Linked DNA regions of Homo sapiens: regions 2 and 3 are each linked to region 1. A link is a contact called in ENCODE Hi-C or POLR2A ChIA-PET data. All regions are on one chromosome and are shown on one strand. The core of a region is the stretch at or near the end of the contact, and the rest is flanking DNA. Distances in the headings are between cores, read along the strand shown. Region 1 overlaps DNAJC15 (DnaJ heat shock protein family (Hsp40) member C15). Region 2 holds the start of ELF1 (E74 like ETS transcription factor 1). Region 3 overlaps FOXO1 (forkhead box O1).

What was found. A loop is a pair of places that touch in the nucleus more often than their neighbours do. ChIA-PET counts read pairs that join two places held with the same protein, here RNA polymerase II (POLR2A). Pooled maps may share reads with other maps.
Region 2: a map with no recorded cell type shows a loop between it and region 1 (7-fold over the local background). The contact joins the promoter of ELF1 here to the enhancer-like site in region 1. A Hi-C loop is called at or near these places in 1 of 37 single-sample maps with no recorded cell type and 2 of 50 pooled maps. POLR2A ChIA-PET finds 5 or more read pairs at or near these places in 1 of 52 experiments (CD4-positive, alpha-beta T cell).
Region 3: a map with no recorded cell type shows a loop between it and region 1 (6-fold over the local background). The contact joins two enhancer-like sites. A Hi-C loop is called at or near these places in 2 of 37 single-sample maps with no recorded cell type.

The regions. Positions count from the first base shown.
Region 1 is chr13:43,044,410-43,047,109 of GRCh38, reverse strand. All of the region lies in intron 1 of DNAJC15 (DnaJ heat shock protein family (Hsp40) member C15), which reads right to left. Among named protein-coding and RNA genes, the nearest start is that of DNAJC15, 22 kb to the right of the region's middle. RefSeq lists enhancers at 286-961, 1,303-1,362, 1,463-1,512. Within about 2 kb of position 1,434, at least 16 of the 41 ENCODE cell types and tissues checked have a DNase peak (open chromatin) inside an H3K27ac peak, as active enhancers do.
Region 2 is chr13:41,017,978-41,020,677 of GRCh38, reverse strand. It overlaps ELF1 (E74 like ETS transcription factor 1), which reads left to right and starts at 1,362. Exons shown (of 9, transcript NM_172373.4): 1 at 1,362-1,450. RefSeq lists an enhancer at 1,368-1,477.
Region 3 is chr13:40,638,002-40,640,701 of GRCh38, reverse strand. The region is part of intron 1 of FOXO1 (forkhead box O1); the gene reads left to right. Among named protein-coding and RNA genes, the nearest start is that of FOXO1, 27 kb to the left of the region's middle. Within about 2 kb of position 1,381, at least 10 of the 41 ENCODE cell types and tissues checked have a DNase peak (open chromatin) inside an H3K27ac peak, as active enhancers do.

The DNA.
Region 1 (2,700 bases), core at 185-2,684:
GGTGGGCCGCTCCCAAAATGACGGCAAGCCTTTTGTTCTCTGACCTGGGGTTCTTGGCCTCACAGATTCCAAGAAATTGAACCTTGGGCCATGTGGTGAGTATTATAGCTATTAGAAGCTGTGGGTCATGGAAGAGAACGGTGGAACCCAGCAACCAGTGTTCAGCTCGATTAGGGCACTTAGCCGTGCAGTAACAAAGGCGAGCCTTTAGCCTGATCAGGTGCGGCAATGTGCACCTCACTGGATCAGAAACGCAGTGGACACCCTGCTGGATCCAGAGGGGTGTAAGTCAGCGGCAGGTCTGCGACGGCAGCAAACAGCAGCGGTGGACAGCGAGCAAAAGCTCAGCTCGAACCGTAACAAACACGGACCAGAAGAGTGTGCAGTTGCAAGATTTAATAGAATGAAAACAGAGCTCCCGTACAATGTGAGAGGACCCAAAGGGGGTTGCCCACTCTCTGCTCCAATGCCTGGGTTTATATCCCAATCACTGCCCCTCCCCCTGTGCTCTCAGGCGATATATGATTTGACTATTTCTTTACCTCCTGCTTTTAGCTTAATTTGTATTTTAGTGAGCCCTCTTTACTACCTGATTGGTTGGGCGTGAGCTGAGTTACAAGCCCTGTGTTTAAAGGTAGGTGCGGTCACCTTCCCCAGTTAGGCTTAGGAATTCTTAGTCGGCCTAGGAAGTCCAACTAGTCCTGTCTCTCACCACCACCGAGATGTCTCTTGTAGCTCATATTTTATGTGTACCATACTGGTGACCGAAATTATGTTTTGAAATGGGAAAATATAATGGACAATGCTAGTTAAACTTAATTAAAAATCTAACATATGGTCATGCTTCAAAATATCCTGGACCAGGTAAATATATTCAAAAGTCTCACGGAAGACAAAGAAAATAAAGTTAGGACCTTATGTCTGGTAAATTTCCTTACAAAAAAAAAAAAATGAAGATAATCCACAGGTTATGTGGAAAACATGAAAGAATAACTAATTTGTTAAACAAACATTAAGGAAAATAAACTCCCAATAAAAAGGTTAGGTAATTTAGCAAACAGGCACTTGAAGGCTATTTCCCATCTCTGACTGGTTCATTAATTAATTCAATAAATACTCAGTATTTACTATGTGCCAGTCATGATTTTAAGCCCTAGGGATATATCAGACAAAATCCCTATCCTCATGAAGGTACATTTTAGCAAGAGAGACAGACAACAAACAATTTTAACAGGAAAAATATATAATTATTTTACGCAGTGATTTGTGCTATGGAAAAAAATTAAGCAGATAAAGAAGTAGGTATGTGTTTGTATGGTGAGAGTGAGGGAAGAGAGAGACCCTCTCACATTGTTTTATATTTTATACTCAGTACCTGTTTTAAGAAAAAAACAAGGAAGTGAAATCAAAGACAGGCAGCCTGGCCCCAGGCCCAAAACCACGCCCGAGCCTGCATGGCCTAAACCTAGTAGTTAAAAATCAACTCATGACTTAGAACCCGATGTTACCCATAGATTTCAGGCATTGTATGGAAGAACATTGTGAAACTCCCTGCTCTGTTCTGTTTCACTCTGACTACCAGTGCATGAAACCCCGTCACATATCCCCTAGATTGCTCAATCAATCACAACCCTTTCATATAAAATCTTTAGTGTTGTGTGCCCGTAAAAGGGACGGAAATTGTGCACTCGGGGAGCTTGGATTTTAAGACAGTAGCTTGCCGATGCTCCCAGCTGAATAAAGCCCTTCCTTCTACAACTCGATGTCTGAGAGGTTTTGCCTGCGGCTTGTCCTGCTACAAGAGCAACAAATTTAAAGTGAGTAGGGCAAGCTTCACTGAAAAAAATGACTTTTGGAAAAAAATTAAAGCAAGAAAAAGGATTCCTTAGATTTTGGACTAGCAATGGGAACAAGTGTAAAGTCCCTAAAGCACAGGTGTGCCCAGTGTGCCTAACGAATAGCCAGAAGGCCAGTGTGCATACAGCAGGAAGAGAAAGAGAAAAAAATAGGCAACAAGGTCGAACAGGTCACAAGGGGAGCAGATCATGCTGGGCCTTATATGGTCAACATAAAGACTAGCTTTTCTCCGAGTGATACAGTACATCATTGTTTTGAGCAGAGGCCTAAGATTATTTCAATTAAAATTCTAAGGATCATTCTACTTGTCATGTTGAGAATAGATTGTAGAGGATGAAAAGCAGAGGCATGGGGATGAGTTGTAAGTCTATTAAAATAATCCATGAAAGAGATAATGGTCACTTGGGCTACAGCGATTAATGATGGAAATGAGGAAAGTGGTGAGATACTAGATAGAGTTCGGAGGTAAGGCCAATAGGATTTGCTGAGACACTGGATATGGAGTCAAGGTTTTGAAATGAGAAAATATAATGGACAATGCTAGTTAAACGTAATTAAGAATCTAACATATGGTCATGCTTCAAAATACCCTGGACCAGGTAAATATATCCAAAAGTCTCTCGGAAGACAAAGAAAATAAAGTCTTTGCAACCAAAAGGAACTAAAAGGACCTTTTAGTTGTCTTGAGCAACTAAAAGGAAAAGAGAAGAGTCAAGGTTATTGTCTTGAACAACTAAAAGAATGACACTAACTGCCTTTTGCTGCAAGGACTGTGAGAGGTCTGTGGCAGAGAAAGGGTATGTCATGAACTCTCTTTTGGACTTACTTTCTAACAATATGCCG
Region 2 (2,700 bases), core at 113-2,612, 2.0 Mb after region 1:
ACAGGAGAAAACATGGTCTATATTTCTTTTTAATAAATTTTTAATTAACAGTTTGTAAAACCATGGAGATTATTTTTCAGTAAAAGGATAAACCAAGCAATCTTCAGTGTAAGGAATAAATAGACAGCAGGCAGAAAGTTGGTTCACAATCATTGCTGTTTTGCAGCATTTTGTAAAGTTCCTAAGTCAGTGACAGCTTGTGCTCTCAACTATGCCTCTGGTAAGCCAGAATAAACTCCCAACTAATTAACTAAAGGGAGAAAACCTTGCTAAATCCTATTTACTTTTTGTAAGATACCAGGACGAAGGCTATCTATTGAGTTGCATTTATCATTTCAAGCGCTTTGGAAGTACTTAGTGCTTTCAAGCCATTTTGATTAATTTAAGCTCTTAGAATAAATTAATAAGTATTCACCCAGAGGCCAGAATAAGTAGGTGTAGTAATATTTCAGTGGCTTGGGCACTTTGTCAGATGTATTCTGACTTGGAAGGCAGAGCTTCACTGGCCACAGTTGTCCCCTTAGGTTGGCCTTGCCACAATTGCAGTGGAGCTGTAGCAGGGTGCCTGGCACAAGAGGCTTGAAATACATGTAGAAAATTTTGCTTGAAAGGTAAGTCAAACTGTAGCTATCATTTGGAAGTAGTAGAGTTATGAACTATGATCGTACCAATACTTTTTTAAAAGGGTTTTATCAAGCTTGCAGTTTATTTAAAATCATTTTGCTTTGTTGGACTTTAAATTCCTAACATTGGAGTGTGGGTTTTTAAAAATTCTGTAAACCAGTTTAATTCACACTTATTTTTCCACTGAACTTTGAATTTTCTAGTGGATTTTATCTGTTTAGTGAACTTACAGATCTGCATCTGGCTTTGTAGTTTGCTAGCCTTTCCAGACTACATAGCAATATATCTCTTTCATATGAGGGTTAATGAGTAGCCAGATTACACTCACCAGTCCATTGTTACATTAAGAGCCACAGAGTTTGCTATCTCCCTTCCATCCCCTTTCATACTTTTTTCCTTTCACAGTTTTATTTGATATAGTAAAGCAACTTTTAAAAATTGAGATTTTTATATTTTAAAACAATATATAGTTTTTAATTTTGCTCCCTTGTAGGTTCTTACTCTATTTTATTGTTAGTTTTAAATTATGGCAATTAATATGAGCTTAGTAATGGTCTAATCAAGGTAGATCTTGCTCCTTGCCTCTTCATCCCCACTTTCCTATACCGTTTTTACCTGCAGATTTGCATGTTTGACCTAGCAGAATAATTGGGTCCACAGCAACATGGGCGTGCCTCCCTTAGAAACACTTGGTTTCATGTATGACTCATAAGCTGAAGCACAGACACCACTTCCCCAATCTACAGGAGCCATTTTAACAGCTAAAACTTGTCGGATTGCTTTTTATTTTCAAGCTCAAAAGACGATAGAGAAAGAATACTTGAAGGTAACTTGTTACAATTTTGTATGTTTGCTTCTGGCTTTTTCTTGAGCTGATAAACAGAGGGTGGTTCTTACCTGTTGAAGAACATGGCTGAATGTGTTCTTTAACCCTCTGATAAAATGTGTGTGGTCAGTCACATGCCTGATTGAACTTAATTGCTAGGGGGAAACAAAGCACTGAAATTCTGGAAAGTTTTAGATCTTCTTGCTAAAGCATTTTGTATGTCTTTGTGATTTTTTTTCTATGTAATTTAAGAATAAAAGAGGTTTTTTGTTTGTTTATTTGTTTTTAAGTACCACAAAGCAAACTAAGGTCAAATTTTAATTTAAAAAACCTAATTGTATTTTTTGGGGTAGTTGAAGTTACAGTTAAGTAAACCGTATTATTCCTGTGTGATATAGATGTTAAATATCCAGGGGCAGTGGCTTTGTTTTGGCATTTTAGCTAAGGGTGAAGTTTTGGGACAACTCAGCCATAGGTGTTGCTCATTGACTGTTATTTATTTATTTTTTTCTCCCTCTCTGTTTTTTAAAGTTAATGAAATTATATTAAATGTTTCATTTTGGAAACCCAATGGAAATTTAAATGAATTGTTATTTAGATAATAAGTAAAAATGAATATTAGATTATTTAGATAACAAGTAAAAGTGAATATTAAATAGAGGAAGAAAGACTAGAATGATTCATTTACTATTAGAAAAAAATGAAGTTTTATAATTCACACTGAAAACTTGTTCTGAGTAACAACCTTAGAAGTAAAGCTGTCTTCTAAGGAAACGTAGTTATTTCAATTTTGTGTAAAAAGAAAAAGTGATGAGTATTGGCCTTCCTTTTGTATTACTGTTCTTAAAATTTGCCTGCCTTGAATTAAAAACCTTCTGTAAATGAAAAGATTGCTCAGTCTTTTCCTGAAGTACTTGTCATTGTAGTTATGAGATTTTGGCTGGCAAGTATACATCCTACTGTGCCTTAAAGTTCTAGGTGCTCTGTAAAGATGAGTGCAGTAGTATTTTATTTCTGAAACATATTTATGAAGATAAAATTGGAATATGCAGTGATTCCAAAAAATAAAGTTTTTGGATATAAAACTTGCCAAATCATTTCTTGTTGACCAAAATGATATTTAGCTAGTTCTTTGAGAATTTGCTATGCACTTACTAAGTGCTTGAAGGCCTGTCAGATTAAAGGGAAGAGACAAAGGCAATCAGTTATTATTTCTTACTCTTTTGTAAGGATTGTTGATATTAACAGAT
Region 3 (2,700 bases), core at 132-2,631, 2.4 Mb after region 1:
TTAAGCTTCAGGAAGGCTACTGATACTTTAGTTAAGGGACGAGGACAAAAAGAAATCCTTAAGCTTTCATCCACATTTTACTAAGAACAGGTCAGTCCTTCCCATTAGGTACTGTCTCTATTGCATGCACAGGAAACTGAGGTGAAGAGAAGCGAAGTGACCTGCTCCAGACTGAGGTCCTGAGACTCAGGGCTTGGGGGATGCTAAAGCCGCCCTTCTAACTGGATCATCAGATGAGCAGAATAGCGCCCAGGAGCGCCCTCATTGAGAAAGTCTTTTGGTTTTGCTTTGGACGATACTTAGAGAGAGAGAGTGTAGTGTAGTTCAGAGGCAGTGGTAACCAGGGCTACCTTCAGAGCCAGACATTGCTTGGCTTAGGACTCTGCTTCCAAATAATGTTCATCGTCCCTCCCTTTCCCTTTCCTTATCCTTTAAAAGAAATCACAGTGACCTAAAGCAATTCTTTTAATTCCCTTTACATATGATGCTTGCATGAAGTGTGTGGCCCTTTAGCTTTTTCTTGAGTAATTGGTTCCTAATAGATGGACAGGATTTGTGCTATTTTAGTGTAGGATTATCTAGAGTTTTTAATGTTTGTTTTATTCAAGGAGTGGAATCTATGGCCCTGTGGGGGCAGAGGTTCTGTAGTGTTTAGAACCTTGAGTATTGTCACAAATCCGTTCAAGCTTGTTTAACTTAACCTTGGACAAATTAACATTTAAGGATAGGTTTTCTCACATGTATAATGAGGATAGCACTTGCTAAGATTGTCGTGAGGATTGAGGGATTGGGTTTGCCACATAAGGCAAAGGTTGCTCTCTCCCGTTCTCAGTCGTTTTATTTTCGAAGATTTTTCAGATAGAAGGGAGAAAGGAAAAAACTTCTAATTAGGTCTAAATTCTTCCTCTGCTAAAGACTGGGCTAGTGGTTCTCAGCTGGTCCCTCTGACATTTGGCAATTCAAGAAACATCTTTTGTTGTCACAGCTTGGGTGGGGATGTGTTGCTACTGGCATCTAGTGATTAGAGATCAGGGGTGCTGCTAAACACCGTGCAAAGCACAGGACCGACCTCCCATAACAGAGAATTATCTGACCAGTAGTGCTGGCCACTATGTGTGTCAGTAGTGCTGAAGTTGTGAAACCCTCCCTGCTCTAGACAAAATTAGTTTATTTTTTTCCTGCATGAAAATGCCTTTGTTGCTTAGTGAGTGATTTTGAACTATTGGAATAAAAAACTGAGAGAATTCCTAACTTAGTTACTAGTGTTTTTATTTACTGCACCTAAAACTAGAAGAATGACGTGTAGGGCTCTGGACTACTGACAGGCGACCCTGTGGTAGGGCCAAGCAGGGTTAGACTGTCAGAGGGTCTGACCTCCTATTCCATCAGCCCTGAGGCTTGTGACCTCTGAAGAGATGAGTCACTCTGCTGGCTCTTGAACCTTCTCCATATCCCTGCTTCCCTTTTCATTGTCTTAGTAACTGTTGTTGTTTTTTTTTTTAAAGACAGAGTTTCCCTCTTGTTGCCCAGGCTGGAGTGCAGTGGCACTATCTGATCTCAGCTCACTGCAACCCCCTGCTCCCGGGTTCAAGCGATTCTCCTGCCTCAGCCTCCCAAGTAGCTGGGATTACAGGCACGCACCACCACACCTGGCTAATTTTTGTATTTTTAGTAGAGACGGGGTTTTACCATGTTGGTCAGGCTGGTCTCGAACTCCTGACGTCAGGTGATCCACCCGCATTGGCCTCCCAAAGTGCTTGGATTATAGGCGTGAGCCACCGTGCCTGGCCTTAGTGACTGTTCTGGAGTTACAGAGGTGGTGCGCTGCCCTGCCCCCCTTCCTTCCATTTCAGAACTTCCAGTGATGGTCTGAAGTTTCTACTGCCTTCAGTGCCTCATCACAGTATGAATACAGTGCCCATCCTTCTGATGACCACTTCTCACCACTGTCGTGAGTGGGCATGTATTTTCCTAGGACCATTGCCACCTTCTGAAACCTTAGGCCCCCTCCTCCTCCTCCCAGACTGCCTATTTTGCTGCCTTTTTTGTGAAGCTTGTTGTCTTGATTTCCTCCCCAATTGAATGGGATTTCTCTGTTTCCTTTGATTCCCCCCTTAACAGGTGTGCTCTCTCTTGGAACTTTTTGTGAGTTAGTCTCTCGCCCCCAAATCTCATTGGACTGTAAGCTTTTAAGGGCAGAATTCTATTTACTTTTCCTTTCTGGTCCCAGGAAACATCTTAATATTTAGTTTCTCACACACAATGGGAATGAAACAGACATTTAAAAATGACAAATTTTAGCTTTTTTTTTTGTTGGAGAAGCAAAAATGTATTCTTTCATATAATGTCTTCCTTACATCACTTCAACGTTCCTCTATAAGTTATCTCCTTATGGTGATGATGGTGATGCCAGAGGTTCTCATCTGGCTTGACATGTTTTTCTAGTGCATCCTTTTAAATTACTAGGTCCTTAAATTAAATGATCTGGTTCACTGCTGTCATTGTACTAAACTGACCCTAAACCAATCCTTGCTGTTCCTAAATTTAGAAACAGAAAGAACCTTCACAGCATTCCAGCCTTTCTGCCACTGAAGTCTACTGACAGAAAAACCAAATTTCAAGAATTTTTTAAAATACAAAAACTTTTAAGTGGGTAGACATATCACTGTTAACTCAGTAGTGGACTGTTGGCAGTAAAAT